Regions from separate parts of the Homo sapiens genome. Here region 1 is linked to region 2. A link is an interaction called in ENCODE POLR2A ChIA-PET data of the cell type or tissue named here. Cell type or tissue: IMR-90. All regions are shown on one strand. Each heading gives the region's core, and the rest is flanking DNA. Links, peaks and the distances in the headings are about the cores only. Region 1 overlaps SLIT2 (slit guidance ligand 2). Region 2 overlaps SLIT2 (slit guidance ligand 2).

Region 1 (9,096 bases), core at 3,206-5,705, 160 kb before region 2:
ATCACAACATGTCAGGAATATTTCCACCCTGGGGCCTTTGCACTGGCCATTCGTTCTGTCTAGAATATTCTTCCCTATGCAATGTGCTACCTACTTAATGCGGTTTATGTGTCATTTTCCAGATGTCATCACTGCTGACAAGTCTATATAAAATTATATTCCTTCAACCCCTTATTTTATATTCACCTTCCCTGTGTTTCTCTCCATAGTTTCTTATTGTCTGACATACTATATTGTTTACTTATCTGCTGTTGTCTCTCTTCTCTCATTAGAATGTTAGCTCTGTAAGGGCAAGTCTTAACAGCTATTTCCCCAAAAAATAGAGCAGGGCGTTGCACATGAAATGTACTTAATAAATATTTCTTGGATGAGTTATTATTTCCTTTGTCATTTTCAGGAAGCTTTAATTGAACATTTACTATGTTTTAAACACAGTTCCGAGGTATTAATTATATCTTACATGTAAGACACATAGAGGTGAAATGCCTTGGTCTAGGCCATTGTATTACTTTGCTAGACGTTCCATAACAAAGCACAATAAGCTTTGTAACTTAAACAAAAGAAATTTATTGTCTCACAGTTCTGGAGTCTGAAGTCCAAGATCAAGGTGTCCACAGGGTTGTCTCCTTCTGAGGGCTTGGAGGAGGACTCTGTCCTATGCCTCTCTCTTAGCTGCTGGTGGTTTGCCAGCAATCTGTGGTCTTCCTTGGCTCATAGAAAAATAATTTCAATTTCTGCCTTCATCTTCATGTGATGTTCTGTCTGTGGTATCTGGCTCTGTGTCCGAATTATCCCATTTTATAAGGACACCGATAATATCGGATTAAGGCCCACCCTAATGACCTTGTTTTGACTTGATTACTTCTGCAAAGACCCATTTAAATAAGGAGATACGGGGAGAGCAAGTCAAGTGATGTGAATTGGGAGGTGTGAGGGGAGCACAATTCCATTTATCATAGCCATTGACTTCATTAATGGTAGGCCTTTGATTCAAACTTGGATTCTAAAACTCACAATCTACTAATATCTGAACCCGTACAAAGATTTAGTAATATGTATTAAGTGCCTGCTTTGTGCTGTGAACTCCGTTAAGAACCATAGATAAATAGAGTTCAGCTCCTGCCCTTGAGGAACTCACCACATAGCAGGAGAAAAAGACATCATAGAGTTAAGACCTATTGACTTAAAAGCACACAGAAAGCAGATCACTTGCCATTTTTAATTATATAAAGTTTTCCATCTATTAGGTTTATTTTGCCAAAGCCTTCTAATGAAATAGTTACACCATTTAATTTAAATTTCAGTGGGGTTGCCAGAAGTGCAATTAATTGTTAAAAGTTCCAACTATGAAATTTTGCTTTGGAAAGCAGTCTGCCGTATCTTTATATACCATTAAATTTGATCATATGCTTGTCATTCTGGCAGAACATCTTGATATACTTGAAGAAACATAGTTAGGGGAAATAAAAAAAAAATTGTTGGTACTACACTGTAGGGTTTCCAAATACAAATGTTAGCATGATTGGGTTATACCAATTCATCATTACGTTGCATTTCCCTGGAGTTGAAACTACATCTGGGCTTGGCAGGGATGCATTATCACCAGTCAGAGTGGGGACCATGTGTCAGTCTCTCAAAGAAGATATATGGTCTTGTGTACCATTAGGATTGGATATGCTTATGTTGCAGACTTTAAATCAACTTCTGAATCCTTTCTACAGATGTTGACTGCTGCAGGTCTGTAAATAGCACAGTATATTCTGAACTTCAGCTGATATATACGGCCCTAAAAAAAAAGCAACACTGAGATACACGGCAATAGAAAACAACGCAATGAATAAAAATGGGACAGCTCCAAATTTGCTGAAATAATCTCATCTGTTTAATGACATTGTTTAAACAAAATTACCTCTGAATTTGAAGTTGCCATTTTCTCAGATCAGTGTGGAATTGTAGTAATTTTAAAATTCTAGAAGTTTCTTTTGTAACCTTTATTATTTGATATGTATTGGATTTATTTGTAAGATGTCAATAGATTCCATTTCTTAAATATCCAACTAGAAAGCATTTAATTGTTCTTTTAACATTTGCGAGTGTGGTGGGCATAATTTTTAAGAGACTCACCTATTGAGGAGTCATCGTACCCAAACACTGATGACCAGGCCTTTACAAAGCATTTTGGCCTTTATTTACATTCTGGGTACAAGATTTTTCACTGCAATTAAAACTATAACCCCAACTTCACTGAATTATCTTTCTGTTACCAAGACTTTTTATTCAGAGCCACAACGGGATTAAATGAAAATGACCGAAGCCTCCAAAAAAAAAAAAAATTCCTTCATAAACAGCAAACTTTTAACTAATACACAATGTGCTTTTAATACTGACTTTAAATCCTCCCTCAACCAGGAACTCGTGAAAACATGTGGTCAGTGTGGCAAAAGGGAACTGCTGGGTCCTGATTTAGTTGACATTCTCTTTTTTTACAACCTGGATTTTATATCATTCACTGATGCCTTTCTTTAAGCTCATACATTTCGTGCTTGTGGCACAGGATACTGTTTTCTTAACATCAAATCTTTATGGCACTGGCAAAAAATTTTCAATCTCCTACTTAAATTTGGTTCAACTACACAGTTTCACTATAGCCAACAGTTTGTCTGGATAAGCTTGCTTGCCCCCAGTGTGGATTTGCTGCAAAATAATGACTGCATTAAGCTGAGGAACGTGTTCCCTCATCCAATCTCTCTCTCTCTCTCTCGCCCCCCCCCACTTCTGTCTCTCTCTCTCTCTCTCTCTCTCTCTCTGTCTCTACCCAGCCATCCCAGATCCAACCCGCACTTGCAAAAATACATACATACACACAGTATGCAAACACATACCCATAGTCAGCACCCTTTCTGTCTTTCTGAGTTAAGGCTGTGATGGCCCTTGGGGTTTGCTCGGAAACAGTCACTTCCAAGATCCAGAAAGGCTTTGTAAACATGGGTCCTACCTGCACACAAGTCAGACTGTGATCATTCCCTTGTAGATTATCAAACATTCCATCTACTATACAGCAGCCCAGAACTTTATACTTTAACCATTTTATTCTCACTCTATGAGGTCTATAAAGTATTTTTACTGGGGAAAAAACATTATCTATGTAATTATCATGACCTATGCAAAATTTAGCCTAATAAGAGAGCCCAACACATATTTTTTTAAAGTAATTTTAATAAAACAAGAATATGGTAGCTACAATAAAAAACATTTAATCAAGGTATGAATAGATTGCTGTGTGAGAACAGAAAGAAAAATATAAATGTTATAGTTGGGGGTAGGAGAGGAAAAAGGTTGGGGAAAGGCAAACTGGGTTCAAATGAGATCTTGGTGAGTTTCTGTTTCTCCACCAATGGAGAACAGATTGCGGTGGTGGGCAGGAAGGCAAGGGAGTGTGTACAAGGCTCCTTGCCAGGTGAGGGAGGCAGAGTGCGTTTAGAAAGGGGGACTGGTTGGCCGGGCGCGGTGGCTCACGCCTGTAATCCCAGCACTTTGGAAGGCCGAGGCGGGCGGATCATGAGGTCAGGAGATCGAGACCATCCTGGCTAACATGGTGAAACCCTGTCCCTACTAAAAATACACACAAAAAAATTAGCTAGGTGTGGTGGCGGGCGCCTGTAGTCCCAGCTACTTGGGAAGCTGAGGCGGGAGAATGGTGTGAGCCCAGGAGGCGGAGCTTGCAGTGAGCTGAGATCGCGCCACTGCGCTCCAGCCTGGGCGACAGAGGGAGACTCTGTCTCAAAAAAAAAAAAAAAAAAAAGGGGGGGGAGGGACCGATTTTATGAAGGTTATGGAACAAGGAGGAAGCTATGATGTGAAACTCGGAAAGGAGCGAATTGTAGACTTTGAAAGCAGCATAGGAATGTCGTGATGTTACTCTCAGTGAGTAACATGGAGGATGAGTTGGAGAGGGTGTGGACTGGAGCAGAGTTTTCGTGTTCGGTGATGAGATTTACCTTGAGAGTAAAGACGAAAGACTGGGAGGCCTTGCTCTATTGCCAGCAAACTCTATGGAATTTTCCTTTCAGTTGGAAGGCTAAAGTTTCACATCTACTTAATATGTTTCTACGGAGTGTTTAGATGTGTTTTAGATTGAGAGTTTTTCAGATGAGGAAGATGACTAAGTAAAATAAATGAAAGAGAAAATTTTGCTATTTCATAGTGAAATAGAAAAGGGCTTTTTTCCCCCTTTTGCTAGTAGTTTAAAAGTGACGAGAATAAGTCACATGAATACAAATCTTAAAACTGAATAGAATTTTGTTTCTCATAGGTCATATCATGCCTGGGAAATCTCCAAGTTCTTTATGGCAATATATCAGGGAATGCAGTGACATTTTCAGCATATACTGTTGCCATTATTTGTGTGTGCATATGTGTAGCTTTGGTGATTAGAAAGTCTTTTATTAAAAGATGAAGTGTGGGGTATGGCACAAAGGATTTACTTTGCCTCATAAAAAGGCTACTGGAATTTTGACTTACATTTTACTGTGTGCAGACACAAGCAGACTGGATTTAATTTCTTTCCACATGAGAGATAGCTAACTTCTTGGAACAGGCACAGGCTTACAATATTTCTCTGGGACAAAACCTTGAGGACTAAAAGTTCAAGGGATTGGTGCTTTAGGGGACAAGGCATGGAAATGATACATTTTCTCATAAACTTTAAATTCATTTTGGCCCAAGCAGATAACTTTTAGCTCAGGGCACTTGGGTTTATTAGTCATTCATTCATTCATCACAAGTTTATTGAACCATAGCTGAAGTATCAAGTCACCAGCTATTAGCAGAGGAGAAAATCTAAAAAAAAAAAAAAAAAAAAAAAAAAAGAGTAATTTGGAACTAGACCAGGAATGGCTTTATAACAATGATTACCTTGTATGGATTGAACACTTACTAAGTACCAAGCGGTCTTAGGTGCTGGAAATATTTATTTTAGAAATTATCCTGGAATGTTTGAGCTTAACTATAGCCTTGAAAGTAAATGAGATAACTTAATAACTTCTGAAGAGCCTCATCATGTAATAATTTCCCTGGAGAAGAAGAACAAGATGTTAGATTGAAATGGACCACTCAGCATGGCGTAAGAACCAGGAGACACAGCCAGAGATTCAAGGAGGAGAAAGGAGTCAAAATGACAGATGCTGGATTGAAAAGTCTACTGGTTTGGCAGGTACAATACCATTTGACTAGAAAGGAGAAAAGAAATACGAGTTAAACAAATGCTGGAAGGGGTATGTATTAATATGCACTCAAAGGATGTTATCCTTGGAGAGGAGGGTACCTGGGACAAAGATTACTGTGGATATTATAGATACTAATACAGAGGTGGAAAGAAGGAAAGGCTCCTTCCTAGAGGGTTTCCATTTTCTGAGTTGAGAAGACAGACTTAACTTTCCTAGACTCGAGGCTAAGCATAGATTGGGACGCTTGAAAAGAATGATAAAATGAAGCATTGCCACCAATTGCCATTGTGGCAAATGGAAACGGATAAAAATAGGCTCATTTAAGGAGAATTATTGGGGCCCAGCTGAAAGTGAACACCCTAATGTGTAAGAATGTCATCTTGTTTTATTTGTATTCTCCTGTTTTGTTGAAGGTTGTTTCTTAAAAAAAAAAAAATTCAACTTAATTGATATTCAGGTGTAACTGTCTTGTGGGTTTTACTGTAGTTGTGGTAGGTTTCCTAATAAGTGAAATTCCTTGTCTCCAGGCTTAGGGGTCACACAAACCTATGTTAAAATCCTGTCAAAAGCAGTAACTTGGGAAGCTTCATCAACTGTAAACAGAGAACATTTTGACCGTATCACAGTATTCATTTTAGAATTAGTAGTAATGCAGCAGTGGATAGCCCAGTGCAGTATCGGTGCAATAAATCCTTGCTATTGCCACTGTCATTTTTATAACTTTCTTTTAAAAACATAGTGCTTGCTTTTAAATTCCATTTTTAAGATAAAAATTCTTTAAAGTTTTCTTGGCCTGCCAGTTTCACAATTCTCCACCTCTACCTCCCACTGCATTGCAACACCATTTAATTGTCAGATCCACCTATTCCAGGAAGCTTTCTCAAATACTTCAGGGCTACAGATCTCTGCATGTGCTGCCCAATGCCTTTTTCTCTGTTACATACTTTGCGACTTAATTGCATTCTGTCTAGAAACCCTAACCCATACTTTCTTTGTATTTATAATAATATCAGACCTTTTATTTGTATACATAATAAGTGTCTTCTCAATATCTCATGCATCAAATGGAGCCGCAATGGGGTGATTCAGCTGAGCCCTAGCTGCACTGATCAGTCCTGTCCTGCTAACAATCATGTCAGTTTCTGCCATTCCCCTCACCCCTCTCCTGGCCATTAATTCAGAGAGGTCTGCACCCAACCCTGTTATTAAATTATCTGCTATTAAAATGATAAATTGGTTTCTACTTCAGTAATTGAATGTGCTTGCAGACTATTCTTTCCAGTCTTGTTTTTATATTAATGTGTTACCTTAAATGGAGATGTTTCTTACATGAGCATCATATTTTCAAGAATTCATTATTTTATGAATTTGGATCCATTTAAAAAGAATCTTAAGTGATCTTTAAAAATCAAATGAATTTTCCACAAATACAAACTCTGTAGGGATGCTCATTAAAGAAGACGTTTAAAAGGATATATAGAGGGTCAGAAAACTGAACGAGAATTAGGCCTGTCTCCTCTTTGTTAGACATTGTCATTTCTGCTTCAGAGTATTGTTTTTATGCTGTAATCAGACTCAGTTTTTGCTGTTATTTCTTGATCCCCAGCACACTTTAATACAGAGGATCTATTAGGGCTCCCTACTTTAGGAACCAGATAAAAGCATGTATCTAATCTTGTGGGTATGTGCATGTATATTTTTCCAAGAAAGTGTCCACAGATTTCAAGAGTATCCAAGGGTTCTAAGCTCTCTTTTTTCTCTTAAAATATAAGAAACATTGCGGTAGTGGAAAGGACTTTTTGATTCTATAACATTAAGCTCAAATACAAGTTTTACCAATTACTACCTCTGCAACTTTGGACAAATGAAGCGACTCTCTTAATTATGGTTTCCTTGAGTTCCTGAGCGTGTCAAGTGGGCTAAAAGCGGCAAAGTATGCAAAGCCCTGGCCCACAGTGGATGCATAATACATGTTACTGAGGCTTCTTCCTTCTTGCCTAAAAGTCATCATTCCTACCAAAGCACTGTTCATTTCCTCTTGTTCATTCTCCATCAGAGATAGAAACCAGCTGTTCCCATCTCTGTGCACAACAACTGTCTGTGTGCTTAAAGTACTTAAGCACACCCTTGCCCCCTTAACTACGGGTTAATTCCTTTGACCTTTCTTCGAAGACAGTTGTCAGATGGGAATTTTCTCAGTGGTTTGCCCACTTAAGGCAGTTTGTCTCTGGAGGCAAGCTGTTGAAGAGGGAAGCTGAGAATTGTTAACAACAGAGCTCAGCCATGAGCTTGATTTCTTCTATTTTTCCATGGGAGCCCATATTATCTCTACTTTGCGGTAAGGGATCAGCTCAATGTGATGTTATATGGTTCCCATCCGGCCTGAACACCACTTCCACATAAAAATGGGGAGTAAGTCTGAGAAATCACCACTTTTTAAACGACAGATGATGTAGAAAAAAGAGAGAAGCAGCAATAGTAGGGGAAGCTTAGAGAAAGTGTTTGGAATTGTATCCAGATTTTCTAGTGTCTGTAGCCAAGAAAAGCCAAAAATCAGTATTTGAGACTAACTTTTCAGATGTCTCTTCCCTTACTATCAAAATGAGTCAGGCAGTGTTTAAAAGCACAGGCTTGGCAATTTCAAAATTGCAAATTAAGGAGAAATAAAAGAAAATATGCATCACTGAAAAATAAATGGCTATGTCAGAGAACATCCCTCTGCATATCTCTCTGTTCAAATAATTAACTAAGTTTTAGGTACAGAATATTGCAATCCTGAGTTCAAGACCAGCTATTCACATTATTAACTATTAACTCTATGTACAGACGGATAATAGGAAACTTCATCAAAATAGATAGATGTTCAGAAAATCCCATGTACCCCAACTTCTCTGTGTTGTAGCAAATGAGATAATGTAAATGATATTATATGTTTATGAATGAAATGAAATTATATTTTTGTTTAGGATCTGATTTATTGTGAATATTTTCACTGAACAAAGGCAGCAGAGAAAGTGAAAGGCACAATCTAGGAATCCGTGCTATATGTGGATTGTGAGCAGGATAGAAACGTCACAGAAGAGTGGCCCTGATCAATGCTTGCCTCGAGGGTGTACCTTGCAGAAGGGAGAGCGATTCTTCAGCAGACCATCCTTTGGATGGAAAACATCAACCCTCTTCCTTGTTAGTCACACATTATCCATAAGATTCTGACTTCCTCAGGCAATTAATAATGAAAACCCCTAAATCTCTTGGCAACAACTTTCAAGCCTAACAGTTTTCTTTGTCAGATGGGAAGGAAGCAGGATCTGCGAGGACCAGGGCAGACAGTGAGGAATTCCTGAGGCTGGTGAGCAAGGGACAAGGATCACACAGATGCATTGCCTTCCTAGAGGAGGCAGAGGTTCTCACTGGGCTCTGCAGTGATCAGTTGTGAGGGACGCCCTGAGTTATAATAGCAGGAGTAGCTTTATTTCAAAAGAGGCCATTGTTGAAAGTCTGTTCAAGGTTACACTTATTCTAACATTGCTCTCCTTTGAATTTTAACGTCTTTTTTTGATACAAGGAGAAAAAGATGAAGTTAAAAAGTAAGAAGTTATCACAGGAGCAGGCTGTAGCCTGTGTTTCATGTAAGGAAAACGGTTGCAAACTGTTTGAGAAGGTCATGAGACCTGCAGCCTGTCTGCAGGAGAGGGGATGGAGTGGAAGAGCTCGGCATCCATATTGTCTGCGTTTGTCAAGGCCTGGCTAGGTTGAAGTTTCAGAAAAAAAGTAAAACCTAAAAGAACCGCTCTCTGTTTCTCCTAAACACACGGACACACGCAAGTGCCCACATGAAAACAGTCAGTGAATGCAAAAGTAATTGCTTTGT
Region 2 (9,096 bases), core at 2,750-5,249:
AAGCCATAGTAAAGGTTTTTGGTTTGGCTTATTAAAGCTAGCATTCATATCACATATGGCAAAATATTTCTAAATACTTTGTAGAAACCCAAGTGATTATATCCAAACAAGGACCTACCATAACGAGTTTGTTTGAGTTTATGTTCATTGCCATTTCACCTAACAAAGGATGGAGTGTATCTTGTGACATTTATAAAGGGACTATTATGTTGCATTTTTTTTTTTTTTTTTTTTTTTTTTGGAGACAGAGTCTCACTCAGTCACCCAGGCTGGAGTGCAGTGGTGCGATCTTGGCTCACTGCAAGCTCCGCCTCCTGGGTTCATGCCATTCTCCTGCCTCGGCCTCCCAAGTAGCTGGGACTACGGGCACCCACCACTATGCCTGGCTAATCTTTTTTGTATTTTTAGTAAAGACGTGGTTTCACCGTGTTAGCCAGGATGGACTCGATCTCCAACCTCGTGATCCGTCCATTTCATATTCTTTATTAGAAGCTGCAAGCCCATGTTTCTGGTGGTGGATCATCTAATAGAGATACAAAATGTGAGGCCTAGAGCAAATACAGCTTTAATTTAATTATTGCCTTTTGGCTTATGACCAAAAAAATTTTCTTGATTTTCCAATCCAGAAAAGCTATGACCTTATTTTTTAATAAAAGAGGCAACAATTACCAAGAATTCAGATATGTAGATATGTATAATACATTTTATTAACATATTAAATATAGAATATTATTTTTATATTGAGAAAATAATATAAGAAAAAAGGAAGAAAGAAAGGAAGCAATGAAGAAAAAAGAAGGAAGACAGGAAGGAAATGTAAGGAAGAACAAGTTCAAAGGAGATAAATATAAGCACTTACATTTTCATGTATTTGCACAAAGAAAAACTAGACACAAAGAAATAGAAACAAGACTTCTGCATGAATACCATTTTATATCCATTTGATTTTTGAGCCATTTCAATGTCATTACCACTCAAAAATAAAATTGAAATAATAGAAAAAGCTGCTGTTCTAGAGATAGTCTGGCTTGATTCAAGTCCAGCTCTGTTATCAACTAACTGTGTGTCTTGGACAGATTGCTTCAGCTCCCTGGGCCTCATCTGGCAAATGGGGATAACAAATAATAGTGTCCTTTTTGTGAGATTACGGTAAGAATTGTACGACATGATAAATGTAAAATATTTGCAACAATGCTAGGTAAACCATAAACAATGATGGCTACTGGTATCACAAATTCAGGATGTCCAAAACTGAATTTATTTCATTTGCTTCACCCAAACCTGTGTTCCCATTGCATTCCTTCTTTCATTGAAAGGCATGACAGGTGCAATGGATCTACTCTTAATCCTCTCCTTTCCTTTACCTTCAATTTGCAGTTTTACATAACTCTTAGCTCTGATACGGCTAATTTTTTGGCCTTTTTTCAAATGCCAGAAAATGCCAAGCAAGGCAACCTCTGTCCTGGGCCAGGCCTTTACTACAGTGTAAAATCTTTGATGAAAGATAGTACTTCTCCATCCCTGTAGTAAAATCTATCAATAACAGTGTTGCAATCAGCTGTCCCATTAGTTGCTAATAAATATTTTGTCTGGGTGAAGTACATTTTCAAATTTTGATTTGTTTCCACTTAAGTTCAGTTTTATTGCCATAATTCTATGTTATATAAAATTTACTTTGGTAAAACATTGTTTTCCAAATTTTGCATTATTTAATATATTATTGGGCCTTGCACTTGGAAATAATTTTATACCTCAGGTGCATCATTTCAATTGCCTGCTTAATTCTCCACATTGAAGAAAATTGATTTTATTTTAGCAAAATGAAACCTAATAAAATGAGGGGAAAGTAATAATACACTTATTAATTCTATAGGGTATTTTTGGTTAAAATTTATTTTATATGTCAACTATTGTTTCACATAAATCAGTATGAAGACAATTATTTTATGAAATTATCTCTAGACTGGTAATTTGCTGCCCTTCAAAAAGACTTTCTTTTAATCTAGATAAGGGGAAACATTTTTTACAAAAGTTAATGAAAAATATGTGCTTCTTTCTTTAAATTCAAATTAATGTCATTTTCCAAACCAGACAGCCTCTTTGAAAACACAGCCAACTATGTTAAAAGTTAAAAGACAGTAGTTAACATAGCTTGAAGTGTGTTTAAGAAAACTCAAGATGTAGTAATTATTCTTTTAGCGTAGAAATAAAGTAGTATGCATATTTTCTCATCTTATCTGTTACATCTGGATAGAAGATCATGGCTTCTTGTAGACATGCCTGCTGTTAACAGCACCAAGCATACAGGCAGTAGTGTAGAATGGTTGTTTCCAAAAGTCTGCATTGGAATCACCTGAAAAACATGTTAAAATACAGGCGTTGGGCACCACCCCTAGTTTCTGATTCTGAAGCTCTTAGCTAGACCCGAAAATTTGCATTTTTAACAAGTTTCCAGGAGATCTTGTACTCCAGGGACTACACTTTGAGAACCCCTTGCGTAAAAGGAATATGTACTTTGAGAGCTGATTGTCTGCATGTCTTCTCATATCCAAGTTCTACAACATCATGCTTGATGCTCACATTGAAATCAGCCATATTGGGAATATTCGCACCACAAAAATCAGCAAAGCCTACAAATCCAGGTTTTTGTTCTTGTTTTTTTTTTAACAGTACCAGTTGTTAAACATTTGCCAGCAACCTACTGCCTAAAGGACTCTAACCAGCAACATAGATGAAATGAGCTGCCTAATAAGGGAATGGATTTGGAATATGGCGCACGGGCCTAATATTTACAGCACTTAGAGAATAGCATAAAGAGGGACTTAGTAATTGTATTAGCCTGTTTTCACACTGCTGATAAAGGCATACCTGAGACTGGGTAATTTATAAAGAAAAAGAGGTTTAATTGACTCACAGTTCCACATGGCTAGGGAGGCCTCACAATCATAGCAGAAGGCGAAAGGAATGTCTTACATGGTGGCAGACAAGAGAGAATTGAGAACTAAGCGAAAGGGGAAAACTCCAGTAAAACCATCACATCTCGTGAGACTCATTCGCTACCATGATAACAGTATGGGGAAAACCGCCCCCATAATTCGATTATCTCCCACTGGGTCCCTCCCATAACACGGGGAATTATGGGAACTACAATTCAAGATGAGCCAAACCATATCAGTAATAGTGCCATGAATGAATGGAAAAATGAATGGCAGCCTAAATTTAAGCAGTAGGTCCTCAGACAGGGCTGGAGTATTAAATTTTTATTCTCAAGTAGGCTAATAATCTGCTCTTTCAAAGTGAGTTTCTTTTCATCTAGAAAAACATAAACTTTTTTTAACAAAAGTTATTATTGAAAAATATATGCTTCTTTTTTTAGATTCAAATTAATGTCATTTTCCAAACCAGGCAGTTTCTTTGGAAACACAGCTAGCTACTGTTTAAAAATAAGAAAATCAGATGGACCACCTTACTAGTGTACAGTTTTTCATATTTAGGCAACCTGCTCAAATTCAGGGGACTTTCTGTCACCTACTGTTACATTTGGTTGGCTACATACACTCTGGGTTGTGCAATTTACAGGCTTACATTTCAACAAAAATACAAAAGAAACTCAACAAAGATTATCTTTGTATCTGAGAAGTTCAGTCTCATTGGGGAGACAGAGAGTAGACAGAATCTATATGGTATTCTTGTTTTCAAGATGTTTATTCAGCCATTCTTGATATGCCATATGGAAAGTTCCCCCTGTTTACTAGCTTATAACCTTGGGCAGATTGCTTCATTTCTTTGTGCTTTATTTTCCTTATCTCAGTAAATGCAATTAGCTCTGCTTTTCATGTTTGGTTATGAGAATTGAATGAATGTAAAGCACCTAACATCGTGCTTGGCACAGAGTCGGCTCACGATATTGAGTAATGCTGATGATTCATGGATACTCTTCCTGCTCAAATATCTGGATACTGAAGAATAAATACCCAAGTGGGAATTTTATAGCCTGACATCTCACTGTACAGTATGTTCAAGTTTAGAGAAGCCTTTCTAGTTTAGTGAATTTTATTCATGTTAATCTGTTTTAAAAGTACTGATTAAAATATTACTTGAACAACTATTTTCTAAAGCTTTCTTTTGAAAAATTCTTACAGGTATATTTAGATATCTTTTCTTTTTGGAGACAGAGTCTTGCTCTGTCGCCCAGGCTGGAGTGCAGTGGCGCGATCTCGGCTCACTGCAAGCTCTGCCACCCGGGTTCATGCCATCCTCCTGCCTCAGCCTCCTGAGTAGCTGGGACTACAGGCGCTCACCCCTACGCCTAGCTTTTTTTGTATTTTTAATAGAGATGGGGTTTCACCATGTTAGCCAGGATGGTCTCCATTTCCTGACCTTGTGATCCGTCCACTTCAGCCTCCCAAAGTGCTGGGATTACAGGCGTGAGCCACTGCGCCCAGCCTACATAGATATCTTTAATCTCATTTGGCTTCCCATTCCTTTTGACTAAAGAGATAGGCAAGAATACTTTTAGTATCACTCCCACTTCACAGGTGAAGTATCATCAGGCCAGAAACACCAAAATGAGATGACCAGTTGAGTTTGGGTTCCAGTTCCTATTCCAAAGCGTGGAATATGTCACCAGATACTTTAATTTTTTTTTTTTTTTTAGATGGAGTATTGCTCTGTCGCCCAGGCTAGAGGGCAGTGGCACAATCTCGCCTCACTGCAACCTCCACCTCCCGGGTTCAAGCGATTCTCCTGCCTCAGCCTCCAGAGTAGCTGGGATTACAGGCATGCACTACCATGCCCAGCTAATTTTTGTTTTTTTACTAGAGACGGGGTTTCGCCATCTTGGCCAGGCTAGACTCGAACTCCTGACATCGAGATCCACCCACCTTGGCCTCCCAAAGTGCTGGAATTACAGGCGTGAGCCACCGCACCCAGCCCAGATACTTTAAAATTTTAAGGCAAGAAGTTGAAGCTCACATAAGGAAAAACAGTCTTTTATTAAACTACAGAAATACATTATGTTTATCATTGTTAGTGTGTTGTGTGTATGCAAAATAGAGAAAGAAAATCAGAGACATTTTAAAGCCCCTCTTTTAAGCCCCAAGTTTCTGAATTATTTTTCTGTAGCAGACCACAAACAGTTGGGGAACTGCTTTGTTTTCATGTATCCACTTCCAGTATATAAACTCAAGAAAACAAATCTCAGGAAATAGGTGAGCGTAGTAAAACTAAACCTTATAGTAACAGTAATAAATGCAATTCAAATTCCCAGTGGAAAGGCCCAAAGTTAAGTGGTTCGCTTGTAGTTTTTGTGAATCATAAAATATATTGTTCCCTAGGGAGTGGTGAAAGAGAGTTTATCAATACTTATCAGAACCCAAAAGGATGCCATGCATTACATGTGGGTATGTAGGAGACAGCTGCTATAGACTGAAAAGTGGATTATGGCTTTCTAGCTCAGGCAGTCTTACTATGTAGCAACTGATGTGTCGATCACTGCTTTTATTTTATTTTATATTTTATTTTATTTTATTTTATTTTATTTTATTTTATTTTATTTTATTTTTTGAGACAGAGTTTCACTTTGTTGCCCAGGCTGGACTGCAGTGGCACGGTCTCGGCTCACTGCAACCTCTGCCTCCCGGGTTCAAGCAATCCTCATGCCTCAGCCTCCCACATAGCTAGGATTACAGGCACCCGCCACCACGCCCAGATGATTTTGTTTGTATTTTAGTAGAGACAGGGTTTCACCATATTGCCCAGGCTGGTCTCAAACTCCTGAGCTCAAGCAATCCGCCCATCTTGGCCTCCCAAAGTGCTAGGATTACAGGCGTGAGCCACCACGCCTGGCCCACTGCTTTAATTTTAAACGAATGTGTAGACAAAGGATTCCTGGACATCCTCCAGTTTATCTCATGCTAGAAAAGACAGCAAGAAATACCAAGTTAGAATGTTATTAACTCTGAAAAATTCTCTTTAGGTCCCATGTGTAAAATACTATCTTAAAAACCAAATTGGCCAGTCATGGTGGTTTACATCTGTAATCTCAGCACTTTGGGAGGCCAAGCCAGGAAGATCACTTGAGACCAGCCTGGGAAACATGGCAATACCCTATCTCTACAGAAAAATTTAAGAAGTAGCTGGGCATGGTGGCATGCAGCTGTGGTCCTAGCTACTTAGGAAGCTGAGGCAGCAGGATCACTTGAGTCCAGGAGGCTGAGGCTGCAGTGAGCCGTAATTATGTCACCGTACTCCAGCCTGGCTGACAGAGCGAGACTCTGTCTCAAAAAAAAAAAAGGAATCTAAAATCATGAACTTTACTGTACTTACCTGTTAAGAGGTCAAGATGAGGCTTCATTTAATTCCAGGGAGATATAAATGGAATTAATCTCAATGATAAGTCTTGTGGAAGTTCTGGTGTGATCAGATTAGACATTTAAAGCTTTTAGGGAGAGAAAAGTATAGTCAGTCTATCTCACTCATAATCTCACTCATAATTGGGAAAATAAAATCCAAACTCAGTTTTTAAATCCATATAATTTATATGCATTCTTCAAACTCTTATTGTAAGATCATTACTTTTATTAACAATTCAGTGTTTTTTAGTAAATGAATCAAGTTTTGCTATCATACAAGGTAATTTACTATAGAACTTTATTCCCAGGCTATTTGGGACAGAAATCATGTATTAAAAGCTTGTTAGTGGTGAAAACACACGCCATTTGTCTAGGAATAGGTATTCCTCAGGTTTTTGATTGTAAAAGTAGTGCATAATAATTAAGAGCACATACACTTGAGCTGGACAACCTGGCTTCAGAACTGTTTAGCCACTAACTAGATGTGTCACCTTGGATGTCCTCAGTGCTCACCTCTTGTTGTGAAGCTTACATGAGGTAATACTTGTAAAGTTCTTAGTACCTGGCCCTTAGTATGTGATATATAATCCTTTGCTCTTCCTATTTGCACTTCTCTTAAAAGGAAGAAAAATCACCTAAGGTCACACTAACCAAAGATGACATGTCTAATGAGAGCTAGGACAAGCTGAGCAAGATTTATCTCTCAGCATTATCCTTGACGATACTGCCACTGAAACTTCCAACTATGTTTTATGAAATGAATTTTCAGAGGTCTTGTCTTAAACATGCTTGAAGTGTAATGATTATCTATAGATATCATCTAGGAGTATTGCTAAAAACAATTGATATATGTTATTCCTAATACATCTCTCTTGTATTTACTTACCACATATTTTCAGAAATAAATAATACATGGATGATATTTTAAATTAGCTTACAATTAGCAAGAGTTTAAGACATGTACTCCAAAAAAGAGTAAAAAGGAACAGAGGAGGGAATAAAGGAGCAATAAGCAAAGTGAGTTGATGATGAAACTACCTACCTCCAAGTTCCCATCTGACACACTGCATTAGGGTGTTTAAAACTGTAAAGTGTGTTAACTTAAACCACACAATTGTACTGCATCAAACACCATCATTGATGATGACATGACTGAATTGACTAAGACCAATATGTGACCAAGAATCCATTCCTTGGTAATATATGGGTCTTTTCTTTGCAATTTTAAAGAGAAATGGGGGGCCTCATTATTAAGATTTATTAAGGTTGATGTTGATAGGACATCCATATAAAACTACTTGGAAAGCTGTGTATAACCTCAAAGTAAAAAGGAATTCACTTCTACTCTCTCCATGTCTGTCTTTATTTTAATGTTTTACTTTAAAACTTTTAGTAACTTGAACAAGATGTGCCCCCAAAGAAGTTGTTATATTTCTGCCAGCCTTTAACATTATCTTACAATCAATATTTAAAATAAAGCTAAATTCTTTACTAAAAAAGATTCAGAAATGGTATTGAATTATTTGTATCATGATGATCGTGGTTGGGTGGGGGACCGATATGATAGTGATGGTGATACTAATATCTAACATTAATTTTTGCTATGCTGGGTATCTTTCAGTCATTTTACATAGTCCTCAAATTAACCATGGAAGGCAGAAATATTTATTAGCATTTACTGAAGAGAAAACTGAAATATATTAGTAATAAAGTAACTTATCTAAAACAAACACTTAATAAATGCAGGACCACGATTCGAATCCAGGATTATCTGACTACAGAGTCTATATGCTTAACCATTAGCCAATGTTACTACTTGGCATACCCTCTTAGAAGAGAGTCATATTTAAAACCACTAATGGTGTGCAACTATACTTATAAAATAATTTTCTGGTCTATTTTTTCCTCTGCCAATTGTATTGATGTTAAGTGTTAGGATAATTAAATGTGTAAAAGGCAAAAATATTGATTGACATATCTAACATTTAGTTTTATAAAGTTGTTTCCTGAGACAGGCTATCAAAGATTCCTGTACACGTGGACTCTTCTAACCACCTAAACAGAAAGAATGTCAAGTGTTTTCACAATTCTGCAGAGTGATTTCTCTTGTTCTCAAATCAAAAAAACGTTTTATTACCTGTCAGCATACAACGGAAGATGATTAGACTCCAGTGGTGAGAACCATGCAGAAATATGTTAATGCATTTTTCTATCATTCCCTAGACTTTGCCATTTTACAAATTTAAATATCAGTGCCTAGAAATTTAAGCAGTCATCTTGTATACAGAGTATTAAGTATTCACATTTAGGAATAATCTATCACATGCTCCCATGTTTCCATGTTGGAGCCTTTTTCAGTCTTCCCAGTATCCCAGCATGTTAGATCTTTAATAATCACCATTAACTTTTTGATCTCAACTTCCATTATGCCATGTTTTTCCTGTATAGGGAAAGGTAAGTACGTTCTTAACACTGCACCGTGTATTGGTCCTATTTCTTCTTTGGTCCTGTTTCATTGGTCTGGTTTGCTTTTTTGCCTGCTGTAACACCAGAGTTAGATATGCAACTACACTTTAAAACCATGTAAAACATATTTACTAATTGCACTCAACTTCATCTTATTTTTTAATCCTCATTTTCCATTTACCTTTCTTCATCTTTTTGTCTTTATTCACTTCATCAATTTCTATAAGCCCTTCCAAGGTTTTTAGAAGGTGACAGTAATAATTGTTAGACCTGGCCC

Evidence for each region. Peaks named below come from ENCODE experiments on the same cell type or tissue, not always from the same donor. Only the 100,000 strongest peaks of a DNase experiment are listed, where the experiment ranks them.
Region 1: POLR2A ChIA-PET joins it to region 2 with 9 read pairs; 3 of 35 experiments call an interaction of 5 or more read pairs at or near these places.

What each region holds. Positions count from the first base shown.
Region 1 is chr4:20,438,742-20,447,837 of GRCh38, forward strand. All of the region lies in intron 4 of SLIT2 (slit guidance ligand 2), which reads left to right. Among named protein-coding and RNA genes, the nearest start is that of SLIT2-IT1, 51 kb to the left of the region's middle. RefSeq lists a silencer at 1,465-1,759. In IMR-90, for the core only: no CTCF peak of the experiment used is centred there; no DNase peak of the experiment used is centred there.
Region 2 is chr4:20,600,200-20,609,295 of GRCh38, forward strand. All of the region lies in intron 33 of SLIT2 (slit guidance ligand 2), which reads left to right. Among named protein-coding and RNA genes, the nearest start is that of MIR218-1, 76 kb to the left of the region's middle. In IMR-90, for the core only: no CTCF peak of the experiment used is centred there; a DNase peak (open chromatin) is centred at 3,912.